Linked DNA regions of Homo sapiens: regions 1, 2, 4, 5 and 6 are each linked to region 3. Evidence: chromatin contacts called from ENCODE Hi-C or POLR2A ChIA-PET data. All regions are on one chromosome and are shown on one strand. The core of a region is the stretch at or near the end of the contact, and the rest is flanking DNA. Distances in the headings are between cores, read along the strand shown.

The links. Hi-C counts contacts between places; a loop is a spot of excess contacts on that map. ChIA-PET counts read pairs that join two places held with the same protein, here RNA polymerase II (POLR2A). Pooled maps may share reads with other maps.
Region 1: a loop to region 3 is called in a map with no recorded cell type, with 15 times the contacts of the local background. The contact joins two enhancer-like sites. A Hi-C loop is called at or near these places in 25 of 37 single-sample maps with no recorded cell type and 11 of 50 pooled maps.
Region 2: a pooled map shows a loop between it and region 3 (9-fold over the local background). The contact joins two enhancer-like sites. A Hi-C loop is called at or near these places in 11 of 37 single-sample maps with no recorded cell type and 4 of 50 pooled maps. POLR2A ChIA-PET finds 5 or more read pairs at or near these places in 2 of 52 experiments (activated CD4-positive, alpha-beta T cell and naive thymus-derived CD4-positive, alpha-beta T cell).
Region 4: a loop to region 3 is called in a pooled map, with 4 times the contacts of the local background. The contact joins two enhancer-like sites. A Hi-C loop is called at or near these places in 2 of 168 maps with a recorded cell type or tissue (GM12878 and motor neuron), 13 of 37 single-sample maps with no recorded cell type and 14 of 50 pooled maps. POLR2A ChIA-PET finds 5 or more read pairs at or near these places in 5 of 52 experiments (PC-3, activated CD4-positive, alpha-beta T cell, activated CD4-positive, alpha-beta memory T cell and 2 more).
Region 5: POLR2A ChIA-PET joins it to region 3 with 18 read pairs in activated T-cell. The contact joins two enhancer-like sites. A Hi-C loop is called at or near these places in 9 of 37 single-sample maps with no recorded cell type and 12 of 50 pooled maps. POLR2A ChIA-PET finds 5 or more read pairs at or near these places in 4 of 52 experiments (HCT116, activated CD4-positive, alpha-beta T cell, activated T-cell and 1 more).
Region 6: a loop to region 3 is called in a map of CD4-positive, alpha-beta memory T cell, with 7 times the contacts of the local background. The contact joins the promoter of TIAM1-AS1 here to the enhancer-like site in region 3. A Hi-C loop is called at or near these places in 2 of 168 maps with a recorded cell type or tissue (CD4-positive, alpha-beta memory T cell and chondrocyte), 18 of 37 single-sample maps with no recorded cell type and 12 of 50 pooled maps. POLR2A ChIA-PET finds 5 or more read pairs at or near these places in 8 of 52 experiments (CD4-positive, alpha-beta T cell, HCT116, HEK293 and 5 more).

Annotation. Positions count from the first base shown.
Region 1 is chr21:31,507,144-31,512,074 of GRCh38, forward strand. It overlaps a transcript of TIAM1 not described here. Among named protein-coding and RNA genes, the nearest start is that of TIAM1-AS1, 50 kb to the right of the region's middle. RefSeq lists a silencer at 2,658-2,717. Within about 2 kb of position 2,673, at least 3 of the 41 ENCODE cell types and tissues checked have a DNase peak (open chromatin) inside an H3K27ac peak, as active enhancers do.
Region 2 is chr21:31,106,598-31,111,740 of GRCh38, forward strand. No RefSeq gene overlaps it. Among named protein-coding and RNA genes, the nearest start is that of KRTAP19-8, 71 kb to the left of the region's middle. Within about 2 kb of position 1,479, at least 2 of the 41 ENCODE cell types and tissues checked have a DNase peak (open chromatin) inside an H3K27ac peak, as active enhancers do.
Region 3 is chr21:31,325,407-31,330,278 of GRCh38, forward strand. The region is part of intron 2 of TIAM1 (TIAM Rac1 associated GEF 1); the gene reads right to left. Among named protein-coding and RNA genes, the nearest start is that of TIAM1, 16 kb to the right of the region's middle. RefSeq lists a silencer at 3,994-4,194. Within about 2 kb of position 1,630, at least 3 of the 41 ENCODE cell types and tissues checked have a DNase peak (open chromatin) inside an H3K27ac peak, as active enhancers do.
Region 4 is chr21:31,178,349-31,182,974 of GRCh38, forward strand. It overlaps TIAM1 (TIAM Rac1 associated GEF 1), which reads right to left. Exons shown (of 28, transcript NM_001353694.2): 15 at 4,073-4,297. Among named protein-coding and RNA genes, the nearest start is that of KRTAP19-8, 140 kb to the left of the region's middle. RefSeq lists an enhancer at 4,156-4,626. Within about 2 kb of position 3,188, at least 2 of the 41 ENCODE cell types and tissues checked have a DNase peak (open chromatin) inside an H3K27ac peak, as active enhancers do.
Region 5 is chr21:31,121,274-31,125,713 of GRCh38, forward strand. It overlaps TIAM1 (TIAM Rac1 associated GEF 1), which reads right to left. Exons shown (of 28, transcript NM_001353694.2): 27 at 3,249-3,421. Among named protein-coding and RNA genes, the nearest start is that of KRTAP19-8, 85 kb to the left of the region's middle. Within about 2 kb of position 2,923, at least 3 of the 41 ENCODE cell types and tissues checked have a DNase peak (open chromatin) inside an H3K27ac peak, as active enhancers do.
Region 6 is chr21:31,556,625-31,561,410 of GRCh38, forward strand. TIAM1-AS1 (TIAM1 antisense RNA 1) reads left to right here and starts at 2,609. Exons shown (of 2, transcript NR_171013.1): 1 at 2,609-2,971; 2 at 3,393-3,863. It also overlaps a transcript of TIAM1 not described here. RefSeq lists enhancers at 609-1,422, 2,236-3,048 and a silencer at 2,328-2,957.

The sequences.
Region 1 (4,931 bases), core at 1,423-3,922, 180 kb after region 3:
TATTTTTAATTTTTTGAGGTGCATGCACCTTTTTAATTTTTTTTTTTTTTTTTTTTTTTTTTTTTTTTTTTTTTTTTTTTGAGACAGAGTCTTTCTCTGTCGCCCAGGATGGAGTGCAGTGCAAGGATCTCAGCTCATGAAACCTCTGCCTCCTGGGTTCAAGCAATTCTCTTGCCTCAGCCTCCTGAGTAGCTGGGATTACAGGCACCTGCCACCATGCCCCGCTAATTTTTTTGTATTCTTAGTAGAGATGGGGTTTCACCATGTTGGCCAGGCTGGTCTTGAACTCCTGACCTCAAGTGATCTGCCCACCTCAGCCTCTCAAAGTGCTGGGATTACAGGTGTGAGCCTGTAAAAGGGACCATGTCTGGTCCCTTTTAAAATTATATCACACTTCTCCATAACTACAACTAATAGCAAAATATGTTTTCTTTTTTATTCAACTAATGTTTATTCAGCACCAATTATATGGTAGGCCTTGGGCTATGTACCTGGGATACGATCAATCATGACCTAAAGTCATGGTCCCCGTCCTCTTGGGACTCACAGTCTAGCAGGAGGGACAGACAGGAATCAGATCACAGGCAGCTATCTGGAGCAGACAGACAACAGTGAAACTGACGCAGGCAGCAGTAACTCTGCCATCAATCATATTATGGGAAGGTGTTTTAGGGTGGTAGCCCAGGGGTGGGTGTGTGCTGTGGGTTGAATTGAGTGCCTTAAAAGATATGCTGAAGTCCTACCTGTCCTACCTCCCAGAACCTGTGACTGTGACCCAACTGGAAATAGGGTCTTCGTAGACATAATCAAGTTAAGATGAAGTCATACTGGCTTAAGGTGGGCCCTATTCTAATGACCAATGTCCTAATAAAAAGAGGGAGACTTGGACACAGACAGACATGGGGAAGGAGGACATGGAAGACACAGACAGGGACAGGAAGGACGCAGCTGCACACTGAGGAAGCCACCAGAAGCTGGAAGAGGGAAGGACAGGTTCTTCCTTAGAGCCTTCAGAGTGAACGTGGCCCTGCTCACACCTCAGTCGTGGACTTCGAGCCTCCTGAACTGTGGGAGACTACATTTGCATTGCTTGACGCTTCCCCTCCATGGTACTCTGTTAGCACAGCCCTAGGAAACCCTACAGGGTGGAACGTAGTCCTAGGTTGGATTCTTTTCTACCTTTCCTTGGAGTGGGGAGGAGAGAGATAGAGAAATAAAGAACTAGGTTTTCATATTGAAATTTCTTTTTTTTTTTTTTTTTTGAGACAGAATTTGGCTCTTGTTGCCCAGGATGGAGTGCAATGGCACAATCTCGGCTCACTGCAACCTCCGCCTCCCGGGTTCAAGCGATTCTCCTGCCTCAGCCTCCTAAGTAGCTGGGATTACAGGCATAAGCCACCACCACACCCAGCTAATTTTGTATTTTCAGTAGAGATGGGGTTTCTCCATGTTGCCAGGCTGGTCTCAAACTCCTGACCTCAGGTGATCTGCCCGCCTCTGCTTCCCAAAGTGCTAGGATTACAGGCATAAACCACCGCGCCCAGACTCATCTTGAAATTTCTAACCAACTTTCGATCCTGGCCTGTGGACCTGGGTCTCAGCTTCTGACTCTGTAGGGTGAGTGTGCCCTTAGACTATATCCGAGATCCTAGCGTTGAAGTGGTCCTAAGGTTCCCACGGAGTCTTTTTCAAGCTAGCCCACAGGGCAGTTCCTGATCACCCCCATGGGAGACCTATGCGCACACTATTGGTATTAAGATATGACTTGCTGCAGGACATTTAGCAAACTGGGCTGTGCTACGAACTCACCTGCCCCTCCCCCATGCCTTGTCATGAACAAAAATGCCTCCACCCCCATGTCTAGAGAAGCCAGCAAGAGGTGAGACCCCCTGGAGGGAATGAGTCTTAAAGCTGGGTCATAGAGCAGGCCACTGATTTTCCATGAGATCTATGTTTGAATACATTTGGAGTATCTGCGTGCCTCCGTGGTGGAGATTATGGGGTATGGAGGGCACCCTGCACAACGGTTCTTCAGGACTACCCGACAAACCCTACCTGCTGAGACTGGGAGGTCACCCCAGGGAGACTCACCCATTTAGGGAACCACTACTACAGCTGGGAGTGTCTCACCCTGTTGGATGGATCAGGCATGGCATGGGGAAGCCTCCTGAATATGACATGGAAAAAGGAAGCAGACATCCCCCGGCAGAGGTGCAAACCCAGCTCTCCTGGAGTCCTGCAAAGCCCCCAGGACCCACTCAAGGGCCATGTGAGCACCAAGTCACCTGCCTGGCACAGGCGCCACTTCCCACCCGCTCCTCGGGCACCCAACTGTTCCAGCACTCATCACTGCACCTCCTCCGCCACTGTCAACACAAACACCCACACCCAGGCAGGAAGTAAAAATAACCAGCCGTTTCATAGCATGTCTCATGCCTCATCTCCTTCCCGAGGCACGCCTCTCTCAGTCCCCTGCAGGCATCAAGGACCCACAGAGAGGAGAGAGAGGCAGGGAGTTAAGACAGTTCCAATGCCCTGTGCTTTGTCTACACTGTCAGACAGAGATCATCTCTAAAAGGGATAAAAGTCAGAGGCCCTTCCCTTGCAACAAAGACGGGGCTGCATGTTTCTCTCTCAGGGGCGCCCCCTACCTGGAAGGACAGTTCTTTCTACCAGTAAATTCCACGTGCCTGGAGAGCCGCAGAACTTCAGGGATGAGTCAGCCAATTACCGCTGGGCCCCTCCCCACCACGAGAGTGTGTTTATCTATCTCAGGCAGAGGTACTAGTGCCCAGGCAGAAAAGACATGAAAATCACAACCCCAGACCAGAACTAGCATCTTTTATGAGGCACAGCCATCAAAGGACCTCCTGACAGCAAAGCCTGGTGCTATGGTTCTGAAGTGCATCCCCCAAAAAGATATGCTGAAGTCCTAACCCGGGGTACCCGTAAATGTAACTGCATCAGTTTGCTAGGCTTGCCATAACAAAATACCAGAGTCTAGGTGGTTTGAACAACAGCAACTTATTATCTTACAGTTCTGGAGACTGGAGTCCGCGACCAAAGGGCCAGCAGGGTGGTTTCTCCTGAGGCCTCTCCTCGGCTGGCAGATGGCTGCCTTCTTTCTCGCTGTGTCCTCACACAGCCTCTCCTCTGTGCGTGCACATCCCTGGTGCCTCTATGACCAAATTTCCTCTACTCATAAGGACAACGGTCAGATGGATTAGAGCCCACCCTAAGGACCTCATTTGCACTTCATCATCTCTTTAGAAGTCCTGTCTCCAAATACAATCACATTCTGGCGTAATGAGGGTTCGGGATTCAACATATGAAGTTTCAACATAGGAAGTTTTGGGGGAACACATTTCAGCCCATAACAGACCTCATTTGAAAACTGTTGGGCTCACACCTGTAATCCCAGCACTTTGGGAGGCCAAGGCGGATGGATTGCCTGAGGTCAGGAGTTTGAGACCAGTCTGGCCAACAAGATGAAACCTCGTCTCTACTAAAAATACAAAAAATTAGCCGGGCGTGGTGACAAGCACCTGTAATCCCAGCTACTCAGGAGGCTGAGACGGGAGAATTGCTTGAACCCAGGAGGCGGAGGTTGCAGTGAGTTGAGATCATGCCACTACACTCCAGCCTGGGCTACAAGAGTGAAACTCCATCTCAAAAAAAAAAAAACAAAAAAAACTGTTTACTTTTTATGATCATGTCTTGCAGATGTAATTCATTAAGATGAGGACATATTGGAGTAGGGTGGTCCCTGAGTTCCTATGACTGGTGTCTTTGCAAGAAGAAAAAAGACACAAAGATACACACAGTGAAGGTAACCATTTGAAAGCAGAGACACATAGGACAACGCCATGTGGCAACAGAAGAGAGACAAGTCAAAGAATGCCATAGGTTGCTGGGAAGCACCATAAGTTAGGAAAAGGCAAAGAAGGATTCTACACAGCATCACAGGAGGAACCAATGCCGCGGGCACCCTGAGTCTGGGCTTGTGCCCTGCAGAACAACGAGAGAATAAACTTGTGTTGTTCTAAGTCACCCTGTTGGTGGCACTTTGTTAGGGCAACCCTAGGACACTCAGCCCTAGGAAACCAGGGTGAGCAGTTGGCTGGGCACTAAAGGTTCAGACCTCTTGAGGCCGCTTAGCCATACATAGAAAGCCTCCGTCAACACTATTTCCTTCTAATAAAATTCAATAATTGACTTGCAATACAGCCTAGCAGAGGAATTCTTAGTGCGGACTCTGTGGCCAGACTGCCTGGGTTCAGAACCTTGGTCTGTCCCTTACCAGACATCTGACCTTGGCCAAGACACACCCCCAGGGCCTCAGTTTTCCTCATCTGTAAAAAGGGCATGATAATAATAGTATCTAGCTCATCCTGCTAGGAAAATCACATGAGGCAATACTTACGCAGCAATCAATGCCTGGCACCGAGTCCAAGCTATGCATGGGTTTGATAAGTCCTGACAAAGAGTTATGTCACCGACGTATGCTTCTCTCAGTTGTATGTGAAATCCCGAAGAATCCTGGGTCGGGCCTCCCCGATCCTGGACTGATCATGTGTAACCTTAAAATTCACCAAAGTTCCAGGAAGGCACTTTGCAGAAAGGGAAAATGTAATAATACAAAGGAAACATTCCTAAATGATTAAAATGTCCCAAACTTACACCTCGTTGCTAGGGCAAGGGAAAAATATTATAACAACAAAATTTAATTTGAGAATCTATTTGAAAAATCAGCTGGAAGTGACAGGCAGAAATAGACAAGAGAGACACCATCTCAGCCATGGGCACGAAGGAGAGTGGCAGGTTAGGGTCAAGTGGCAAACCACAGCCCGTGGCAAACTCCTGGGTATGTCACACACAAAAACGTTGACAAGACATTTACCTAAGCTGCCTGGGATGCACTGAATTTCCTT
Region 2 (5,143 bases), core at 229-2,728, 220 kb before region 3:
AAATCAAAAGCAAGTTAGTTACTTCCTAGATACAATGAAGGTACAGGCAATGGGTAAATATACCTGCTCCAAATGGGAGAAACTGCCCAAAACAAAGGGGTTACAGGCCCCATGAAGTCCAAAATCCAATAGGTCAGTCATTAAACCTTAAAGTTCCAAAATGATCCCTTTTGACTCCATTTCTCACATCCAGGTCATGCTGATGCAAGAGGTGGGCTCCCATGGCCTTGGACAGCTCCACCCCTGTGGCTTTGCAGGGTATAGCCCACCTCCCAGCTGCTTTCAAGGCCTGGCATTAAGTGTCTGCAGCTTTTCCAGGTACACGGTGCAAGCTGTCAGTTGATCTACCATTCTGGGGTCTGGAGGATGGTGGCCCCCTTTTCACAGTTTCACTAGGCAGTGCCCCAGTGGGGACTCTGTGTGGGGGCTCCCACCCCACATTTCTCTTCCACACTGCCCTAGCAGAGGTTCTCCATGAGGGCCCTGCCCCTGCCGGAAACTTCTGCCTGGACATCCAGGTATTTCCATACATCCTCTGAAATCTAGGCAGAAGTTCCCAAACCTCAATTCTTGACTTCTGTGCACCCGTAGGCTCAACACCACGTGGAAGCTGCCAAGGCTTGGGGTTTGCACCCTCTGAAGCCACAGTCTGAGCTGTTCCTTGGCCCCTTTTAGCTATGGCTAGACCAGCTAGGACAAAACAGGGCACCAAGTCCCTAGGCTGCACTCAGCAGGGGAGCCCTGGACCTGGCCCAGAAAACCATTTTTCCCTCCTAGGCCTCAGGCCTGTGATGGGTGGTACTGCTGTGAAGGTCTCTGACATGCTCTGGAGATATTTTCCCCATTGTTTTTTGGTGATTAACATTCGGCTCCTTGTTACTTATGCAAATTTCTGCAACAGGCTTGAATTTCTCCCTAGAAAATGCATTTTTCTTTTCTGTTGCCTCATTAGGCTGCAAATTTTCCAAATGTTTATGCTCTGCTTCCTCTTGAATGCTTTGCCACTTAGTAATTTCTTCCGCCAGATATCCTAAATCATCTCTCTCTAGTTCAAAGTTCCACAGATCTCTAGGGCTGTAGCAAAATGCTGCCAGTCTCTTTGCTAAAGTATAACAAGAGTCACCTTTGCTCCAGTTCTCAACAAGTTCCACATCTCCATCTGAAACCACCTCAGCCTAGACTTTATGGTCCATATCACTGTCAGCATTTTGGTCAAGGCCATTCAACAAGTTTCTAGGAAGTTCCAAACTTTCCCACATCTTTCTGTCTTCTGAGCCCTCCAAATCCCTAGGAAGTTCCAAACTTTCCCACATTTTTCTATTTTCTGAGCCCTCCAAACTGTTCCAACCTCTGCTTGTTACCCATTTCCTTTCTTACTCTTCCCCTCTGTATTGAGACTTCATCTCAAAAAAACAAAACAAAAAAACAGTGTGTATCACTTCTCCTTTTGCTCTCTTCCTCCTGCTCCAGCTGGCTTCCCCTTTGCCTTCCACCATGATTGTCCATGCTTCCTGTACAGCCTGTGAAACTGTGAGCCAATTAAGCCTCTTTTCTTTATAAATTACCCAATCTCACGTAGTTCTTTATAGCAATGTGAGAATGGACTAATACAATTAATAAAACATTTCAGAGTCATTTCAGAATCTAACCAATGACTTGGACTTTTCCAGCTTGAGATGCCAGCTTTCCTCTTGCCTCCCCAAGACAATTTTATTTTTGCCATGTCAAAATTTCTTAAACATAGTATCTACCAAGGTACAATAGGAACATTTCCTTGTAGAAAGCATGACCATTTCTTAACTTATAAAAACAAGCTCCATGGCAGAGAGGGATCCCCTCTGAGGCCCCACCACATGGCAGTGGCAGCCTGGGATCCCACTCCCGGGATTAGTGATATTGCTGGAGTCTGTAGATCTGAAACATAAGAATTATCCTGGACAAGCTGTCTTCATAAGAGAGCTCTTAATAAATAAAAATCAGACCAACTTTTCTGGGCTATTACAGAAAAATGAGCAAAAGAAAATAACAACTGAAGGGTAGCAAATATAACACCTCAAAATTTGACACTTTGGCATAAGGAACCTTTCTTTTCTTTTTTATTTTATTTTATTTTTTTTTGAGACCAAATCTTGCTCTGTTGCCCAGGCTGGAGTGCAGTGGCACAATCTCGCCTCACTGCAACCTCCGCCTCCCAGGTTCAAGCGATTCTCCTGCCTTAGCCTCCTAAGTAGCTGGGATTACAGGCATGCACCATCACGTCTGGCTAATTTTTGTATTTTTAGTAGAGACGGGGTTTTCCCATGTTGGTCAGGCTGGTCACGAACTCCTGACCTCAAGTGATCTGCTCGCCTTGGCTTCCCAAAATGCTGAGATTACAGGCGTGAGCCACTGTGCCCGGCCGACATAAGGATTCTTCTGAGATGAAGGCAATTGAGAAGAAGCAGATAGGAGAAAAGCTCTCTGCCCTTCCCCTATTTGCCTAAAAGCAAAACAGATTTACATCAGGGTCCCTCCTCTCGTCTTTACCAAAAAGAGATGACTTTACAGCCTTATCAACCTGAAGATGGCACCAGAGGAATCCACATGACAAACTAGCCTTTATCCACCCTTAGTTTCCTTTCTGTTTATTTGCCTTCCCACAATTTGCCACCCCTAAAGACTGAAGGTCCTTTTCCTTGTCTTGTCACTTCTCTAAAGATGTACTGCTCTTTGTTAAAGGTACTATATACAGCAAAGTTCTCAGCCACCTCTTTGACAGTTACTCTTTCTCTGAGTTTTCTCCCATGTGTATATGAAATATACTTGTTAATCAGCTTCTGTTTGCTTTTAATAATCTGTCTTTTGTTACACAGATCCCAGTTAAAAACTAAGAAGGATAGAAAGAAAAATTATTTTCCTCTCACAGGCAATTACAAGTTTTAAAACTCAAATATAATTTTTTAAGAGAATTTCAAGATCAACTGCTTAAGAAAGAGCAGTATCAATAAAACTCTGGTAGAATTCTCAAGTGTGTTCCTTATAAAAATTGAGTGAATAATATAATTTTAAGTAAAACAAATTGTGTATGCCCTGAACAAGATTAAGAAAAATTAAAAAAAAATGAAACAGTTGATGGAATTTCATGTGTATTTGTACTATAGATTTTTTTCTGGTGTGCAGAGTTATAGGAGAAATCTGAAATTCAACCAGAAAAAAATATTTTAGTAAATTTTTCCTATCTTAGCTAAGATATAGATTATGGGTTTTAATTCTTTTTTAATTCCCAAACTGGGGTACTTCAGACTCAGCTATCTGAACATGAATTATTGAGTAATACAGCAGTGACACAGGGCTCACCCACAAATTGCTAGTTTGATTACAGCTTCCATATTTGCTTTAAAAATCAGGCCGGGCGCAGTGGCTCACCCCTGTAATTCCAGCACTTTGGGAGGCCGAGGCAGGCAGATCACGAGGTCAGGAGTTCGAGACCATCCTGGCCAACATAGTGAAACCCCGTCCCTACTAAAAATACAAAAATTAGCCAGGCATGGTGGCATCACCTGTAGTCCCAGCTACTTGGGAGGCTGAGGCAGGAGAATCGCTTGAACCTGGGAAGCGGAGGTTGCGGTGAGCCGAGACGGTGCCACTGCACTCCAGCCTGGGCAACAGAGTGAGACTCCGTCTCAAAAAAAAAAAACAAAAAAAAAAACCAGTACAAAAATTGAACACACTTTCAAGGTAGCTTTTCCATTATTTAAAATTCAATATGAAAATGTTTATTTTTATTCTAATCACTTAGATCACTTTTAAGTCTAGATTAACTTTTATATATTTAACAGGGCGGTGAATAACTTTACAAGTGGATACAAAACTGTAATTAGAATAAAGGCATTTTCCAGCTTGTTCTCTACAAATGCCAATTTTCACTTGATTTGTCAAAACCAGAGCTAGAAGCTTCCAAAGCGAACTTGGCACCATCTCATCATCTCAGAACACTGAGAACATTGAGGCCCTGCAGCTTTGTCGATGTGGGCTGCGGGAGGGAGAGAGAGACACAGCAGGTGGTGACCACTAATTGGTCACAATGATAAAGTAGGTATTATTATCCCCACTGCAGAGGTGCAGAAAGAGACACAGAAGCATTGGTGTTTTGCCCAGGTTCACACAGCTGGTCAACAGAAATGTCAAGGTTCAAGCACACAGGGGGCCCACCCCAAAGCCCATGCACTTCCTCTCCATTCAGACGCCCTGTTCTCAATACAGAGGGGAAGAGTGAGAAAGCCTGGACTGCCCTCGACAATAACTCTGACTTCTCTGTAAAAATTTCCAATTTCTTCTCAGAAACTCCCTAAGATAATTTTGAAAATATATTCCTTCTGACAGCTAAATGTCATAATAAATGTTTTTATTACCAATTTAAGTAGTTTCAAAGGATGCTATGTCTGGCTATGGTAGATTACTGCAGTAATGGTCCCTAAGGAGTCACACTTCCCTGGATCCATGACCCTGGAGAGTTCCTTCCCAACTGGACACACGGCTTGCTTTTGCCAAGGGTTATGAAAAGGTGAATCAGGAAGAAGCCTGAAAATCACTTGTGTTCTGGGGCTTGCTCCTGCTACTCTTTGGAACCTGCAGTCACCATGTAAGGAAGCCTATGCTAGTCTACCGGTGGAAGAGAGACCACGTGAAGCTCTCCTGGCTGAGGTTCCTAGACCAAGCAGCCTTCCAACTGACACATACGTGAGGCCACAGGGTGTGAGAACATGCAGCCCCAGCTGAGCTGAACCGCCAGCTGACCACGGAGCTCCACCAACCCAGCCAAGTCCAGAACTACCCAGCTAAACCCCCAGATTCATGAACAGCATAAGTGCTTGTTGTATTAAGCCACTAAGCCTTAGGGTGCTTTTGTTACCTAGCAATTGATACACTTACATATTATAAAATTTGATATTTTCAAATAAAACTATTATGTCAGTTTTAATGTATCCAGTGTATCCAAAATCCCAAATCAATTTAATGCTCATCATCCATTCAAAGGATACATTTAAAAACTCAAAAATTTCACATCATTCCTTTTTTCTTTTAGCCCCATTTTCTAATATCCTATTATATCCTATTACCCTATCAAACTTCTCTAGAACAAAGATCTAGATAAATGTCTATG
Region 3 (4,872 bases), core at 380-2,879:
CCTATAATCCCAGCACTTTGGGATGCCGAGGCAGGTGGATCACTTGAGGTCAGGAGTTCGAGACCAGCCTGGCCAACACGGCAAAACCCTGTCTTTACTAAAAATAAAATAATTAGCCAGGTGTAGTGGCGCTCACCTGTAATCCCAGCTACTCGGGAAGCTGAGGCATGAGAAACACTTGAACCCGGGATGCAGAGGTTGCAGTGAGCCAAGATGGCACCACTGCACTCCAGCCTGGGCGACAGAGCAAGACTCTGACTCAAAAAAAAAAAAAAAGAATGTATACAGAAGAAGGTTCATCTAAAATAACATAAATATTCATCATGTATCTGGGGAAATATAGATACATTTCTACCTTTTAAGTCAAAAAGCTGGAAAGAAACCAGCCATCAGTGAGTTAAGAGGTGTCACACGGAGGGGGCATTGAAGAACCCACACTTTTCAATATTTTTCCCCTTTACTGTTTACTTTCACATGCAACTGCGAATAAAAGCAGTAGATATACTACACACTGGCATTTAGAAATTGTTTAAAATGGAGCTAAAGACATTACATTTAAAATTGAAGAAGAGCATCCCTTTGCAAACCAACCGTGTTTCTCACGCCCTCCAGACCCTCCAGACCCTGCTGAGGCCTCTGCTTTTCCACTGTCAGGCAGAGTCCCCCTGGAGCAAAACTGCTGTGCATCTGAACACCCTGACCCCAGCGAGACCCCAACTCCCCTCCCGCAGGTGAGCCACTGAATTCCTCACCTATTAATGACATGTCCTGATTTTGTTTGGTTTTGTTCTGTTCCATTTTTCTTATAGAATGCCCCATTCTCTAGGAATGGAGTTGAGCAGCTGCCACTCTGTCCTCTGATCAAAGTTATGGTCCTCTCCTGTCTTCCTGTTGTCCCAGCTCACCTGAGAGACTTTCTGGGAAGAGACTCTTAGAGGGAAGGGGAGTACTATGGCATTCATGGAGAATCCCCAGTGACCAGCTTGGAAGGCAGCTGAAATTTTCAAAGGAACTTCCTGCCTATCTGTATCCCAAACTAAAAAGATAGAAAGAAAACCAAACAGCTTTACCAGTTAACAATACCATCCTTCAGTGCACACCATCAGACTCCAAATAATCCATATTAAGTGGTAAAAGCCCATGAACTGGAAAGAAAGAAGGCTTCTGCAATGACAACAACAAAAAGATAGGGCAAGTCCCTAGTATCTCAGGGTATTCCCCACGCCCTGCAGATGTGCGTGATCATACACTTCCCACCAGGTAATACTCGGGAAGTATTTAAGATGCTAGATGAAAGGCATTTGTTACCCAGGGGCAATCCCCCTAAGTTTCTTGCAGTGGTGATTAAAGCGATTGCCCTCCATCCCTTCCCTACCTTCCAGTGATGTGAGGTTTAACTAATGTGCACTTGGGGTTTTAAGATCCCTAGATGAAAAGAGGACCAGATGTGAAAGTTATTATTATTTTGTTCAAAGTAGACGGGTATACTAACATCTGTGGGCAAGTTTACCACACGCCACTTAAAACAGGCTAACAGGGTCATATGCCAAAACGTTCAGGTTTGCATTTTTGAAAAGCTCAGAGATCTGACAGATGTGTTCCGGCCGCGATTTAACATGCGGCTCCAGTGAGAAGGAAGCAGATATGACAAATGGTTCACTTATTTCAGAACTAAAACCCCAGAGGAGCAGCCTGAGCCAAAAAGGGAAGTGATCAATGGAAAAGACGGTCGAATCTGCTCACAGGCAAGGCAAGGGGGCAACACAGAGCATGTGCAGGGAGGAGGAGCTTTCTGTTTGGAAGGTAAATGAAACACTGGGCTGCAGAGAACCCGAAATTATCTTCAAGCATTTTTTAGCCACGCTTGAACTCATTCTAGAATTCATCAGCTAAGTACCCTTATAGGATAAAAAGTCCCTTTCTTCATCTTCTATAAAGAAAGAGATCTGTGGGCTGGGCGCAGTGGCTCATGCCTGTAATCTCAACACTTTGGGAGGCTGAGGTGGGCAGATCATTTGAGGTCAGGAGTTCGAGACCAATCTGGCCAACATAGCAAAACCCATCTCTACTAAAAATAGAAAAAATTAGCCTGGTGTGGTGATGCACACCTGTGATCCCAGCTACTTGGGAGGCTGAGGCATGAGAATCGCTTGAACCCAGGAGAGGCAGAGGTTGCAGTGAGCTGAGATGTGCCACTGCACTCCAGCCTGGGCAACAGAGTGAAACGCCGCCATCTCAAAAAAAAAAAAAAAAAAAGGAAAGAAAAGAAAACAGAAAAGAAGAAAAAAGATTTGTGCCTAGAGAAATTGCAAAAATAAAGACCACCCCACCATCACCCTGCACCAGTAGGATCCAGACTGTGTGAGCAATAAGAAAGTCTAATCGATGCCCAAACACAGGCTTACTGAGAACCATGGTCCACATGAAATGGTGCGTAGTCTCCTCCCAACGCAGCTGTCAGGGAGAACCTATGGACCTAAACCAGATCGTGTCTCCCTAGTCCTATCCACAACCCTCAAAGGCTTCCCATCTCACCAGCAGTCCCGCAGACCCTGCCCTGACGACCCTCCTCTGTCTTCATCTCCTTGGCTCTCCCACTTTGCTCTTTCCACCCAAACTTCCAACATGCCCAGCCCAGCCCTCTGCCCTCTGCCTCGATGCTCCCTCTGTCAGCACAGGGCTCGCTTCCTCAACCCCTTGCCATCTTGGCTCCAATGTCACCCATGCAGTGGGGCCTTCCTAACTCCCCTATGTTCAAAAGCTCAAACACCCAACACTTCCTTGCTTCAAGGGCCTCCACTGTAACAATCACCTTCCCACATGGTACATGTTGTAACTACAGTCGCCATTCCCTATCCACGGGTTCAGTATCCATGGCTTCCATATCTGTGGACTCAACCAACCGTAGATCAAAAATATTCAAAATAAATCAAGAAATGATTGTGCCTGTACTTAACACGTACATATTTTATTTTATTTTTTGAGACAAGGTGTCACTCTGTCGCCCAGGCTGGAAAGCAGCAGCACAATCACGGCTCACTGCAGCCTCAGCTTCCTAGGCTCACATGATCCTCCCACCTCAGCCTCCTGAGTAGCTGGGAACACAGGCACACGGCACCACGACTGGCTTATTATTATTTTTTTTTTTTATTTTGCTCTAAGTTCTGGGATACATGTGCAGAACGTGCAGGTTGGTTACACAGGTATACATGTGCCATGGTGGTTTGCTGCACCGATCAACCCGTCATCTAGGTTTTAAGGCCCGCATGCATTAGGTATTTGTCCTAATGCTCTCCCTCCCCTTGACCCCCACCCCCCGACAGGCCCAGGTGTGTGATGCTCCCCTCCCTGTGTCCATGTGTTCTCATTGATCAGCTCCCACTTATGAGTGATAACCTGTGGTGAATTTTTCTATTTTTTGTAGAGATGGGGTCTCGCTATGTTGCTCAGACTGGTCTCGAACTCCCAGGCTCAAGTGATATTCCTGCCTTGGCCTCCCAAAGTGCTGGAATTACAGGTGTGAGCTACCATACCCAGCCCAGACATTTTTTCTTGTCATCATTCCCTAAACAATACAGTATAACAACTATTACCTAGCATTTATTTTGTTTTAGGTATCCGGAGATGATTTCAAATGTGTGGAAGGATGTGCCTAAATTATATGCAAATGCTATGCCATTTTCCAAAAGAGATTAAGCATCTATGGATTTTGGTGTCCTCAGGGCAGGGAGGGGATGTCCTGGAACGAACCCCCCACAAATACGCAGGGACAACATCTCTTGATATTGTCTGTATCCAGAATGTCAGTTCCCTGAGGGTAAGGATGCTTCCCAGCCTTCTGCCCTATTGTCTCCTTACTACCTGCAACTGAGCACGTGAACGCAGTGAACACACAGATGCTGACTTCAAAAGTCAAAGACAACCCGCAAGAAGAAACGCTGAGGTCGGCTCCCAGAAAAATCCTCGTAACTGCTCACTTTCGTGCTAAGGTGCCTGTGCACACAGTCCTGACGACTCCTTGTGGGAAGGGTGATAAGACTGAGGCAGGATTTGAGCATTTCTGGTCCCCAGGTCACAGTACATTCAAATACGACCAAATCCCTGCTGTCCGTAACCACCCTTGATGCAGGAAAGTGTGGCTAACACGGCATCTACCATATGAATCAGCTCACCAGAAAATGCATCCTTAGTGTCCACAGCGCAGCACATGGCCAGAAGGAAGAAAACAGGAACATGAAGTCAGTGCTTTCACAGCTATGAAGCCGCCAGGGAAAATCCCATTCTTAGAGTATCAGAGCCTCCTGCTTGATGAGGGATTCTCCCCTGCTGCCCAGTGACTGCTGCCCAAGCCGACAGGCTGCAAAGAACTTCAAGAAGTACTATAGGTCAAAAGACACTTTACTAGATGTCATGAGTAGAATGCAGTGCTGTGTCTCCTCAATTTGGTTTGAATGTTGTTGCTGTTTCATAATACCATTTTATAGAGCAGTTTAAGGTTCACAGCAAAATTACGCAGAAAGCACAGAGATTTCCCATATACCTCCTGCCCCACACGCACAGCCTCCCGACTACCAAGATCTTTCAACAGAATGGTCTGTTTGTTGCAATCAATAAACATATATTGACACATCATTATTACCCAAAGTCCATAGTTCACATTAGGGTTCAGTCTTGGAGCTGTAGATTCCATGGCTTTGGATGAATGTATAATGACATGTATCTACCATCACAGTCTCATACAGAGTAGTTTCACCACCCTGGGAGCACCAGTCCTGTGTGCCCTGCCTGTTCATCCCTCTCTCCTCCCTAGCCCCTGGCAACCACCTTGATGGTTCTTCCATGTTCTTTCATGACTAGCTCATTTCTTTTCAG
Region 4 (4,626 bases), core at 1,938-4,437, 150 kb before region 3:
CAGGCTGGAGTGCAGTGGTGTGATCTCGGCTCACTGCAGGCTCTGCCCCCGGGGTTCACGCCATTCTCCTGCCTCAGTCTGCCGAGTAGCTGGGACTACAGGCACCCGCCACCTTGCCCAGCTAATTTTTTGTATTTTTAGTAGAGACGGGGTTTCACTGTGTTAGCCAGGATGGTCTCGATCTCCTGACCTCGTGATCTGCCTGCCTCGGCCTCCCGAAGTGCTGGGATTACAGGCGCGAGCCACTGAGCCCGGCCAGGAATTCTTCTGAAATTTACTAATTTTGAAGCCAGTTTAGAAACTTTACCAAAAACAAAAACAACAAAACAATACAGTGGCTTTACTTCCATGCTTTATTCCTGAGTCAGTCTGATTACCTAACTTGACAAAGCAGACTCTGTTCTGGAGGATTTTTCTTTTTTGATGGAGTTTCGCTCTTGTTGCCCAGACTGGAGTGCAATGGCACAATCTTGGCTCACCGCAACCTCTGCCTCCTGGGTTCAAGCGATTCTGCCGCCTCAGCCTCCCTAGTAGCTGGGATTACAGGCATGTGCCACCATGCCTGGCTAATTTTGTATTTTTAGTAGAGACGGGGTTTCTCCATGTTGGTCAGGCTGGTCTCGAACTCCCGACCTCAGGTGATCCGCCCACCCTGGCCTCCCAAAGTGCTGGGATTACAGGCGTGAGCCACCACACCCAGCCTGAAGGATTTTTGATGATTGTAAAACTACAAAATTTTAAGAAATAAAGCAATGTGGCCGCACACAGTGGCTCATTCCTGTAATCCCAGCTCTTTGGGAGGCCGAGGCGGGCAGATCACCCGATTTCGGGAGTTCGAGACCAGCCTAACCAACATGGTGAAACCCCATCTCTACTAAAAACACAAAAATTAGCCAGGCGAGGTGGCAGGTGCCTATAATCCCAGCTACTCAAGAGGCTGAGGCAGGAGAATCGCTTGGACCCAGGAGGCGGAGGTTGCAGTGAGCCAAGATGGCGCCATTGCACTCCAGCCTGGGCAACAAGACCGCAACTTCGTTTCAAAAAAAAAAGATAAAGCAATGAAAAAATGAAAAACTACATTAAAACATAAACTGGAGGACAAAATTTGAGTCATAGTTATTATCAAACTTTCAGCTCCATGCCTGGCACATAGTAAATACTTAAAAAATATCAGCTCCGAGTTATGGCCGCTTAATTGAAAAAAAAAAAAAACCTTCCAAAGATGATCCCAAAATTGCAGTTTTAATGTGTTTTAAAATAATGGCAGGGTCCATGGATTTAGCGCACAGCCTCCAAAGGTGAGCGGTCTGAAGGAGGTAACGTGGTCAGTTGTAAAGTCCAGTTGTTTAGTTTAAAACTCCACCACACAAAAGACCAGACAGCAACTGTATACACAGAAATACTCAGATATTTCTAAAATAGATATATATAAAATGCATTTTAAAAATCTTTTAAATGCATTTCAAGATTTATTCAATGCATTTTAAACTCTATTAAATGTATTTTAATAGATTTTTAAGCAAACACACGTACACGTACATATACATACACAGATTTTTTTTTTTTTTTTTTTTTGAGACGGAATCTTGCTCTGTCGCCCAGGCTGAAGTGCAGTGGTGCAATCTCAGCTCACTGCAACCTCTGCCTCCCGGGTTCAAGCGATTCTTTTGCCTCAGCCTCCCGAGTAGCTGGGATTACAGGCGCCTGCCACCACGGATGGCTAATTTTTGTATTTTTAACAGAGGTGGTGTTTCACCATGTTGGCCAGGCTGGTCTCAAATTCCTGACCTCAGGTGATCCGCCTGCCTTGGCCTCCCAAAGTGCTGGGATTACAGGTGTGAGCCACTGCGCCCGGTAGACTTTTTTTAAAAAAGAAGAAAGAAATAGACGAAAACATTAACCGTGTCTATCCTTAAAAAAACAAATTGTGAGCAATCTCAGTCATACTTTACATCAGGGACAGCGAATTTGATGTGTAAAGGGCCATAGAGTAAACACTTTTGGCTTTGTAGACCCTAAGTCCTTGTCACAACGACTCAACTCTGCCATTACAGAAGGAAAACAGCCAGAGACAAGGTGTAAATGAATGGCATGACTGTGTTCCAATAAAACTTTATTTACAAAAACAGGTGGTGGGCTGCTTTTAGCCTATGGATTATAGTTTACCCACCTCTTTTTTTTTTTATATCTGTAACCCAGAAGAAGGGCTCAGACAGAAGAAAAAAATCCAAAGAAAGTTGAGTACACACTGTTGCTTATAGCACATATGTGCAAGCTTATAAAATCCTTTAAATAATCTAATCTAACATAATATGTCTCATTCAAAGTCATATTCCAGAAACAACTCTATCTGTGAACCGTTTTATGGGATCGATCCTGCCATCTTGTGGTCACATGAAATAACAGCCTTTATAGTCTTCATTCTCCTTTACTAAGGGTACACAACTCACTGGAGCCACTTTTCAAAAATTTGATTGGGATGTGGGGACCACAATAACATAATGAGTCAAGGAAGTCAACTGTAACTGAGAGCAATCAATTTTCTGAAGCTTCAACTTGTCAAAATCTTCCAAGGAGCCAATGGACAAAAGAATGAGGGGTCCAACTTCCTTAGCAAGCCAAGCTTCAGAAAATGATTTGAAAAACAACAATAGCAGGGCAAGAATATCCAACTACCCAAGAGCCTTCCATTTCAGATTTTGAACAGAACGCTCCTTTTGTATCCCAAGCTTTGAAAAGAGAAAATAATGACAAAACCCCAACTTACTAAATCAACCCAAACCCGAGAACCCGGTCATGGAGAAATAAATGATAGTAATCTATGCTGTTCATCTGTTCCATCACTCACTCACTCTCTTGCTGAACAAGAAAGGGCCACCCATGTAGCAAACCACATGTAAAGAGCCGGGAAGACAAAAATGAGGAATATAAACCCAGTCTCAGGAAACACATTTAGGCGAAAAGAGAGACACAAGCAAGTAAGAATCGCATGATCTAATGAGGGCCCATATGGAAGTCAAATTTGCAGGGTTGTGGGGGCCCAGAGGAGAGAGCTAACTCTATGGGGTCCCAGGAAGACTTCGAAAGGCAGGTGGCACTCACGCTGCTTCTAGTAGAATGAGCACAGGTTGCCAGAAGGAGCGGGGAGAGGAAGGAAGGGCAGGGCAGGGGGGTCACTGAAGCGCTCGGGTTCAGTCTTCAGGTTGAAAAAGTCCAAAAGACAAACAGAGCTCTGCACACATTTCCACTCTGGGCCTCTCAGCATCTCAGCTCACGTCCTTCTCTCAGACAGCAGGAAAGCAGGGCTGAGTGGTGGTTTGGAAGATGACGATAGAGAAGGCAGGAACAGAGGTAGGACTTAGTCTCAGCATCTTATGTGATTCCCAGCACTTCTTCTTCTTCTTCTTCTTTTTTTTTTTTTTTTTTTTTTTTTTTTTTTTTTTTTTTTTTTTTTTTTACGAGACAGGCCTCTGTCTCCCAGGCTGGAATGCAGCAGTGCAATCACAGCTTACTGCAGCCTCAAACTCCTGGGCCCAAGCGATCCTCCTGACTCAGCCTCCCAAGTAGCTGGAACTACAGATGCTCTCCACTATGCCCAGCTCATTTTTTTTTTTTTGGAGAGATAGAGTCTCGTTATGTTGCCCAGGCTGGTCTCAAACTCCTGACCTCAAGGTATCCTCCTGCTTCCACCTCCCAAGTGCTGGGATTACAGGTGCGAGCCACCACACGTGGCCCAATTCCCAACACTTCTGTGCCTCTGTATCTCTATCCACAGCAAAGTCTTCTAAATATTCACCTTTCCCCAAAATGAGAAACAGCAGAAGCATTATAAAGCTGCCCATGGGTGACAGGTGGATCTGTAGCAAAACAGCTCTATGAGAAAATAAAGTTCCCTGCGCCTTTGAAATTTCAACAGGAAATGCAGGGCCAGTCATCAGCCCATCTTGCACACACATTTTATACCACCTGCCAGACAGAGGCACTCACTGAAACACACAAGCCGCATGATAAACTCCCCGGGTCGTGGCACAACGGAGTTCAGACTCGCCCCCAGCACCCTGCACAGCCATACCTGGGTTGCTGGTGAGAAAGGCGAGGGGGCTCTCGCCAAGGTCGGCAGGGCCGTCCACTCGGTGGGGCGGGCTTTCCAGCAGCTCCACTCCTTCCTCCAGCTCGGGGTAGGTCCTCACCAGGAGGCCCAGCGAGGGCTGTGAGAGGAAATCTTTGAGCATAGAAGAGTTCAGGGCGTCAGCAGCACGATTATTGATCTCAAGAATCTCATCTCCTGCTTTCAGGCCTGCCAACGCAAGATGGAAAATTTTTAATTTCACACACATTATCAGAACACAACAGCTTAGGAGCTCTGCTATAAAGGGCACACCTGCTGTGGGTCTCACAGCCCCAGGTGCTGCTGCAGACAGGCTGCGGTGCTCGGGAGTGATCCTCAGGAGAGGACAGGGGCCTCAGGTTCTGAAGGTTCTAGATTTGCAGGTTACAACATGCCTAGCTGGTCCTTCATACATCAAGCAAACAAACTTACTCCTTCATTAATTTGTGTGTTCCAAGCATCTGCAAATTTCTCACAAATGCTAATTAATTCCGGTTATCTTCCTACACTTTTGGGGC
Region 5 (4,440 bases), core at 1,673-4,172, 200 kb before region 3:
AGATCCCCAGGGCTGTCCCAGGGTTGTTTAGCTGGAATAGGTCTTTAGTAAGGGTGGGGGTGCATCTATGGTTTTGCTGTCTTTGTAGAATGTGCATCAAGGAGGCAGAAGCACCAGTGTAAGTTACTTGTTTTCTGGGAACTGGAACATAACATTTCTTGGGATCTGCAGTTAGATTAAGGGCACCACGTCACTCTTAGAGAGCCTATGAAAAAGAGTGGCTCTCAAAGACATGGGATCTTCAGTTATTTCCCTGTCTTCTTTCTGACAAAGTCCCACATGAGCTAGGAAGCTAAGCAAATGTGTGCCTTAGTCTCCCCCAATTACAGTCTGTGTATCACTCATTCTTCTCCAAAGCAATTAACATATCAGTGCCTCATTGGAATGAGAAATAAAAAACCGATGACATCCAAGCAGTTTGATCAACAAAGTGCTGTATAAAGTGACTACCAGTTAAGAAAAATTCATTCTTTCACCTACTGCCCTCTAGGAAGCCAGAATTAAAAACAAGCAAACAAAAGACACCATCCGATCAAGCCAACAATCCCACCACACACATACACGAGACTGCTCACAGGGAAGGCTTCTGCTTCTCCCTCGAGAGTGAAGCGGTTGTTGCATTAGACACGAAAAGGTGAAATGCAACACGGGCTTTCCAGTGGAGGGGAAGAGTCTCAACGCCAACTGGGAGCTGCTTTCCTGAAACCTAAGCCCCAGAACCATCCAATTGCTTCAGTGCTGCTAGAAGATGCCTCGTGTCTCAATTACTGCCAAATGCAGCCTTGACTTCGAACCCAGCAGGCACAGGGTTAGAGTGGTCAACGAGGGGCTGAATTGGCTCTCATGGCAGCCATCCTCTGCTTCAGACCCCTGCGTGTCCATCACTATTCCTGAGTGTTCCGCCATCTAAAACTGTGGAACAAATGGACACTACTGTTGGTTGAGGATGGGAATAAAAGCCATTTCCAGGCAAAATGGAAAAAGGGAATAGAAAATAGGAAAAAAAACAAACAAACTCTGACTTCTATTGAGAAGAGACAAAAATTCTTGTTCACTTTTATCTCAGCACCAGCAAAATACAGCATCCCTCTCTCCAATCACCACATTAGAACTACCCCAACTCAAAGCTACTGGAAATATTTGTTAATGATTTGCATGCTGAAGTATCTAGGAGTAAAGTGTGTTAATGTCTACATCTTTGAAATATGTCAAAAATAAGATGAGGTGATGGATGACAGATGGATTCTAACAGATGAGTGATAATGAGAATATAGAAAAACATTATAGAATATAGATGGTAGGTATGAATTCTTTCAGCTCTTCTATAAGTTTAAACATTTTCATAAGAAAATAGATAGAACAAAGAAAAAAATTTTTAATTGGGTTATTGGCAAACGTATAGTACTTTAGGCTGAATATGGAAGCAGAGTATTTGGCTTTACTATCCTAGCCAAACAGAACAGAGGGAGAAATAAACTACCTGAGTATTCAAGACAAAGCAAAATGAAGCATGAGTATCTGTTCCTAGTATGCTTAAGAACCCGGCTACCATTATTGGGTTCTTCCCAGTCTTTCAGGGATGCAATCTTTGACTATTTCCAGTGGTCACTGTTAAGACTGACCAGCTATGCTGTGCTGATCTACTCAGGCACCATTTTAAAATCCTCTGACATGAAGATTCTGAGGATAGTGAGATGCCTCCAAACAAAGTGATACAGACTTTCTTCAGCCAAAAATGAGCCATCAGGCAGAAAGATCTTTCAATCAGCTAAATCCAACAGGCTATGACATCAAGGCTTTCTCTTGGTAATCATGACGGACGATGGTGTTAAATTGTGGGCTGGTTTTGTTTTCTTTCCAAATGGATCTCAGCAGGAAAACTTCTGAGTGACAGACTAACCATGCTTAGTTTCAAAGTAAATGCAGCTCTGAATTTAGGTTCATTGATTAACAACTGAAACAGGTTGAGTTCCCTGAGGTTGAGACACATATTCCCAAACCTTTTTAAACATTTCCCTAGCAAACAAGAGGGGCAGATAAGACAAATCCAAGATAAAAATCTCTAAAGTGAGTTATAAAGGACCAATAAACTATTCTTCCATGGCGACCCCATGCGAAACTGCGCATATGGACGTATGAAAGACTCTTAGGATACATCAGAAAACTCAGCAAAGTGCTGGGTGTTCACTGCACTAAGTTTTCAACAAACATTTATCAATTGATTGGAGAAGAGGTTTACAGTAACTAGTCCCCTAAATTAAATTTAAGGTGCTTGAAGAATGTAATATCCCATGTCAAGCCAGGTAGGTTTTGTCTATGAAAACCTTCAAGCATTCACACTTCTGTCCATCCCTCTTCAATAGGTAGGATGGTAATGGGTACAAAGGCCAGAAACTTTTCTGGCAAGTGCAAAGGGGGCCTTCTTTTAATGAAATCCTCCCTGCAAAATTCTGGGCTGCCTCTTAAGAAAGGTTTGATAAAAATGTTAGTATCTTGATGTCATTAAGTCCCTAAGTATTAAAACAGCCTTCTTCCTAGATACATTTTGCTACCATTGACAGGTGGCAGTATTTATTTTATTTCTCTATTGCTCCACTGTAATGGATTAAGTCCTACAAGAATATTTATGCTGGGACCATTTAAACTCTAGATTCTTGTTTCCAAGAATAGCTCGAGGCTTCCCCAAATTAACATGGAGACTAAAAATAAAGTTGCAGGCACAAGGTCAGGATAAAAACTGGAAGTGCCATGTGGGCTACCAAACCTAGAATCCTTACTACTGAGAGCAGGCATTGCTGTGCTGCCAGGCCGTGAAGCCACCATGTTCTCAGAACAGAGGGCTGTGACCTTGCTGAAATGTGACACACGGCTTTCTGCTAGACAAAGCTGGCTGTCATGCAAAGCAGCGACTCTCATTCTGCAAGCAGGCTGAGACAGCCTCTCCAGAAAGAGGATGTGTCTGCAACCCGACTTGGCAAATGAGGGAGGAGCTCACCAGCCAAAAGGAGAAGGGAGGCAAAGGGAAGGCTTGAGGGAGGACAAGAGGAATGTAGATACAGGGCGGATCCCCAGGAGCCACTGGGAAGGAGGCAAGGGCAAGGAACCTCACACCAGGGAAAAACCGTCCTCCTACATCAGCCCCCACCAGGCCACACCTCACCCCCACTCAACAAGGAGGTCAAGCTCACTGGAGTTCTACTGCGGAGTGGGGGTGACGGGAATCTTGAACGTCCGAATCCCCACAGTACCTGCCCTGCTCATGGCCGGCCTGGCCCCCTTCAGTGCACACAATCTTTTGCCTCCAAAAGGGACATATTGCTGGGATGAGGGAAGGCTCTCGGTTTTGAGGAGCTGTCTTCTGTGCTTATCACGCAGGATTGAATGCACAGCCTTTAGGAAATCCTTTCGGCTCTCTGGGGAGCTAGGAAAAGAAGATTTACAGATGTTAGAGAATCAGGGCTTAACACATGGGGAACTTCTAAGGTTATCAGGTGCAACCAAATAAATATCCCTTAGGGCCAAAGGCTAAAGACTGAGGCCTTGACTCCAATTTCTATGCTGAGCGGTGATTTCACGCCAGTGATAAAGAGCACATAACTCCTTTCCCTTCATGCTTTGTGATCTATCTCCTGGCGCTGATGTGGGGCAGAGTAGCCCATTAACGAACAGATCTATGGACAGTGGGAGTTTGTACCAAGAAGCTGCCAAATTCTGCTCCTGGCACTCAAGGCAGAGTTTTTCATTATAAAATGTTTTTGAGGGCAAATGAACCACAAGATTCTTGCGGCTCTGCAGAGCACCCAAAGGCCGACGTCTCAACGTCCTAATGTCCTCTAGAGCTGAGCTCCCTCCTGGTAAATATCAATGGTTCCCATGACACATTTCAACATGTATATATTAAGGCTGTAAAGAACTATAAAATCTTCCCAAGTCCTAATTCTCATGGTTAAAAAAAAAAAAAAAAAGTGCTTCCTAGGAAGAGTTATTTTTCTTATTATATTCCCAATATTTTTACCCAGGTAAGTTTTACCTGGTATTCCCTATTAACAATAAATACGGCATCCGTGTAGGCAGGGCTACTAAACCCCATGGACCTTACCAACAAAATCACAAACAGATGAGCCAAAATAGACGGTAAAGGTGGTGCTCAAACCCCACGAGGTTATACAAACAACATTTCACTTATAGTCCTGACAGCTTCCCGGGGATCTGCCTTTTGTTGACCTCTGTCACCCAACACAGAGAGATCTGATGTAGCAACACAAAACATGGGTTTTGAGGTTAAACCCACCATTTATTTTCTTTTTCTTTCTTTTTTTGACACAGAGTCTCGCTCTGTCGCCCAGGCTGGAGTGCAGTGGTATGATCTTGGCTCATTGCAACCTCCACCTCCCAGGTTCAAGTGATTGTCCTGCCTCAGCCTCCCAACTAGCTGGGATT
Region 6 (4,786 bases), core at 1,359-3,858, 230 kb after region 3:
TATGAAACTGATTTCTCTTTTTGCCTAAAGAAAAGTAGCAGTGCAGAGCTAGTGGAGGAAAAACAACTCAAAACACATTCACAACATTTTGAAGATATTCAATGAAATTGATTCTCTTCTACCTTCCCTGCTTAGTCAACAGCCTCTTCCTTAAGTTTTATTTCTCCTCTATTCAAAGATAATTACTTAGCAACGTCGGTGTTTACCACGCAAAGGCATCCACCCTCCCTAGCCCAGCTTTTTACCTTGAGATACAAAAAAGCATATGCTGGAAACCAACAATTTACCAAACTTCTTCAGCTACAAGGCATAGCTTAAATTTCATCTCTCCTAGAAAGTGTTCCCTCCTAACCTCCAGACATCTCTTTGTTCAAACCTCCCTCCTTCCTGGACTTAATCACTTTCCACAGCAGTCCTTGGTTCACTGGCAACTGCTTTCCACCTGGAAGGGTTTTTCCTTCTCCAAACCCAGGTCTGGGTCCCAGCAGAATCTTGAAGAAGAAAGAAGAAACAACTAAAACCTAATGGAAATTCAAACACATTTTTAAAAGGGCTGCAAGCGATTAGATAAATCTAATTAAACCTAAGGCCAAGTAAAACAAGTCCTGTTTGAAGCTGAGAACAGCAGTCCTTCATGCCTTTTATAATAAAAAGAAATTGGGGCTGGGGGAGTGAAGAACGCAGAAAAGGAAAGCGACAAGGGGCCATCCTCTATTACAGATTTCCTCTAACACAGAATCAACAGGACTCTAATATTTCATACGTGGCTGTCACTGTGCTTTGAGGTTAATCTATATGGTCGTTTAAGCCCCGCCCCCCTAGAGGTTATTCCTTATCCCCACTTTACAGATGCGCAAACTGAGACACAGGAAGATAGAATAGCTCGGCCGGGATCACCCAGCTTGTGAGTGACACCGAGCAGGTACTGGAACCCGGGTTTGTTTGACCTCAGCGCACAGGCTCTAAACCTCTGCTCCAACTCAAAGTATGCGCCAAGTCAGCGTGCATGGGTAACCCGATCCGGACGGCTCTGACTCGGGATGCGGCACAGCTGCCCTGCGGGGCCGCGCGGGTGTCACCGAGGCGGGCACAGACTGCACAGTGTCCCCAAGGGCTCGCGCACGTCCTTCAAGACCTGCCAGCGCGCGGGAAAAGGCAGGCTCCGAGTCAACCAGGGCTGACCCGGGGGCAAGACCAGGAGACGCGACGACTGGAACCGGGTGAGTGTGGCCGAGTCGGCGCCCCGAGGGCCGCCAGCCTGGACCCCAGGCTGGGACACGGGCGCCCCCGGGTGCAGGGGACCTAGAGGCGCCGTGCGCGGCGGGGGCTGGGCGCGAAGGCGCCGAGACGGCATCTTTCCCCTGCAGCATCCCGCCCCGCGGCCGGGGGGAGGGGGCGTCACCTGACAGCGCGCAACAACTTCTCCAGGTTTCGAGGGGGCAAGCGGCAGCCGCCGGGGCTGGGGGGCGCACGGCGCGCTGCTCTCGCCCAATGGCGAGGTCTGTAAACAAAAGCGGGCCCCACGCGGGTCCCCAGCCGGGTGGCGAGGGGCGCGGCGCAGCAGCATCGCAGCGGCAGAGCTGGTGAGAGGGCGAGGCGGGGACGGGATAGGGCGCGGGGACCCAGGGCACAGTCCCCGGGACCCGACCGCCCGGATGAGGCATTGTCTGCGCACCCGCAGGATTCCGCTTTTAATGCCCCCCTCCGGGGGTTCGTCGCGGGTCCCCAGCTCCGTGCGCCGGCCCCCGGGCTTTCCGCCCGGTGAGCCCGGCCCCGAGGGCGGCACGGATCGCCAAGGTGAGCGCCCAGGACGCGTCGCCGAAAAGCCAGGCCCGGAGGTGCCTAAGTCAGGGACCGAGACGCAAACATAGACACAAGGATGCACAAGCACGCCCTCCCCGAAGTTGACAAAAATCAGCCGATAAAATACAAAGTGCCGCGGCCGCCGCAGGTCAGCGCTGACCTCCTGCTGCCGAGAGGACCGAATGCCGACGTCCGGACGCTGTCATTTCCATCCAGCGAAGGCACCTGGGCTGCACGGTCTCGTCTCCCTCCTTCGCGCGAGGGATGCCTCCTCCTGCCTCTCCTCCCCGCATCTCCCCACCTCCCAAGTGTGTGAACACGAAAACAATACGTGGAAAGCCCGATCGGGGGGAGCTAGGACCCGCCGGGAGCCCCAGTGTGCGGGAGACGGGGGTCAGAACGTGCCCGGCACGGGCACCGAGGCTCCGGGCATCCTCGCCGCCGTCTCCCGGGGCGGCTCCGGCCGGACGCCCGCGCACCCCAGGCCCGCGGTACTCACCCGCGACGGTCGTCCGGGATCTCCGCGACGGGGCCGGGCACGATGCGGGGCAGCCGTGCCCCTGGGGCTGCGGGCGCCAAGGCGTCCGCGGAGCTGCAGAGCTGCGCGCCCGACGGCGGCGGCGCTGCTCTGCCGGCCGCGCTCGAACCCGCTCGTGGTCTGCCAATCGGAGCTGTCAGGGCCCCTCCGCCTGCGGCCTCGGGGGCCGGGCCGCGGGAGCCCGTGGGAAACCGAGCTCCGATTGGGCCGCCTGACAATCGCTCCGCCTCCGGCCAGCCAATCCGAGGCGGTGGATGCAGGAGCGGGGCGTTCGGAGTTGGGCTGTAGAGCGACTATGGGCGCACGCCGGGTATCCGCGCCGCAGCCAGGCTCGGAGCGCGCGGCTGGAGGGGCGCGGGCGGCGCGCGCTCCAGAGATGCCTTCCTGCGAGGCTCCGTCAGCGCGGCCCGGGGAGATCGCCCGCAGGCAGCGGAGGCGCGGCGGGCCGGGGGACGACCAGGGAGCCCCTAACAAAGCAGCTTTGGGAGGGCCGGAGGCCTCTGCCTCCCTCGGCGATAGGTCCGCGAAGCTGCCTGTCATCTCGCATAGGTGGAGGTGGCCAATGGCGTGCACAGACGGAGCTCTAGTTGGCGCGCGCGCGCGGCTCGGCATCGGTGGGATTGGTCGGAGGTAAAGGATTTTCCTGCCACCTAAGGCGGAGAGGAAGGGGGATCGAAACGGGGGAGGCGAAGAGTCAAAAAATGTTGTGCCTGGGACAAGTGGTCTGGCGCGGGAGGCGTGTGCCTGGCTCTAGGGGGAGACAGGAACTTTTTTACGAGAGAAAAAAATCCTAACGCAATCCCTTCCCGTGGATGCTAGAGGATGTTAGACCCTGAGCAGCCTCCAGGTAGGGCATGGTGGCCTTCACCAGAGTCCAGGACTCCCAGGGTTCACTTACCGTGCCCAGCAAGCGAACTTGGAATAACAGCGTGGGGTTTGGGCCTTACGCTTACCTGCTGGGCAGAGTAAGTGACTCGGGCAGGGTTCACGCAGACCTCCTGGGCTCCTCTGTAAAATCCGGAAACTACAGTTGCAGTTTACCTCTCGCAAGGTTGTGGAGAACGCGGAAACGGAGACGCTGGCGGTACAGCCTCGAGCGAAACCTTTCCCTACACGAGGCCGGAGCTTCCTCCTCTCCTGAAGAGCTCTAGACTTCCCCATTTACAACAAAGGCTGGGATGTATGTTCCTTACACCTTGATTCCATACACACGTGTTCGCCCCGGGAGCTGGGAAGGTCTGCGCTCCCGGGGTGATCTTGTTGAAAACAAAAAGAATTGCCCACGCTGTGGAAGATAAACCTAAACCGGAAAATTGAAAGTCATCCCTGATTCCTCCTTCTTCTTAACCCTCTCCCATCCATTTTTGTTAACCTCCCAAACCCATTCCTCCCATCCTGTCTCACCTGGACCTCAGTAAAGGGCTCCCATCGTCCTTCTGTCCCAGGCCTTGCCCCCTGAAATCTGTTCTCCACTTTGCAGAATGATCCTTCTAAGCAGAAAAATCTCATTTTGCGCTCCCAACTCTGGGTCTCTTTTCTTTCCCCAGAACACGTCAACCCCCAGCCCCTCCCTTCACTTCACTAATTCCTACCCTTCTTCAGATCCCAGCTTGGCCGCCAAGGCATCCATGCAGTAGGCATTGCTGAACTACTGCTCTTACAGACCCCGGGAAGCCTCCTGTACCCTGTCAAGGTTAGATGCCACATTTCCACTTCCAGTGCTTCCACCCCCTGTGCTCCCCTCACAGGCCTGTATGACACGGGGCTGAAGTTGCCTGTTGCACTGCAGCCTTCCATGGAAGCCGGAATCTTATCTATCTTCCCTGCTGGATCCCAGTCCTAGCACAGTGTTTGGCACATTTGGGGCACTGAAAAAACATGGAATCCATGAATTATAGAGGAGCTATAATTATAGGCAAGAGCTTTAAGGATTTGAAGTGCTTCTAAAACATCAGTTTGAGAAGAATGGGTAGCATGGTAGCTCTTGAACGGATGCGTCCACCAGGTTCCATGATCAGTATTACAGGGAGGTTTTTGAGTCAAGTTTGAGAGATTTTCCAAAGACACCCCTTCCAAAACCAGCCTCGTTTCAGCCAACAGCTTGGAATGGAGAATAATTCCCTTGAGAAGCTTTTCATCCCAGGACAAAGAGCCATTTCTTTACCTGTTACAAGCCACCATCTAGGGGAAATACATATATTTGAAAATGAGTAGAGGGTTTTTCCCTAAGGAAGTTTAGAAGTACATCTGGCCATCCTTAAAAGAACAGACCCTGGAGTGAGGCTGCCTAATTTCAGGCCCGGTTCCTTTCTAGCTGTTACCTAGGGCAAGTTACTTCAGGCCTCCGTGCCTCGGTTTCCCCATTTATATAAATGAGATAACAATAGTGCTTCATACCACATACAGTTGGTACGAGGATGAATGAGTTAATATTAACAATGTGCT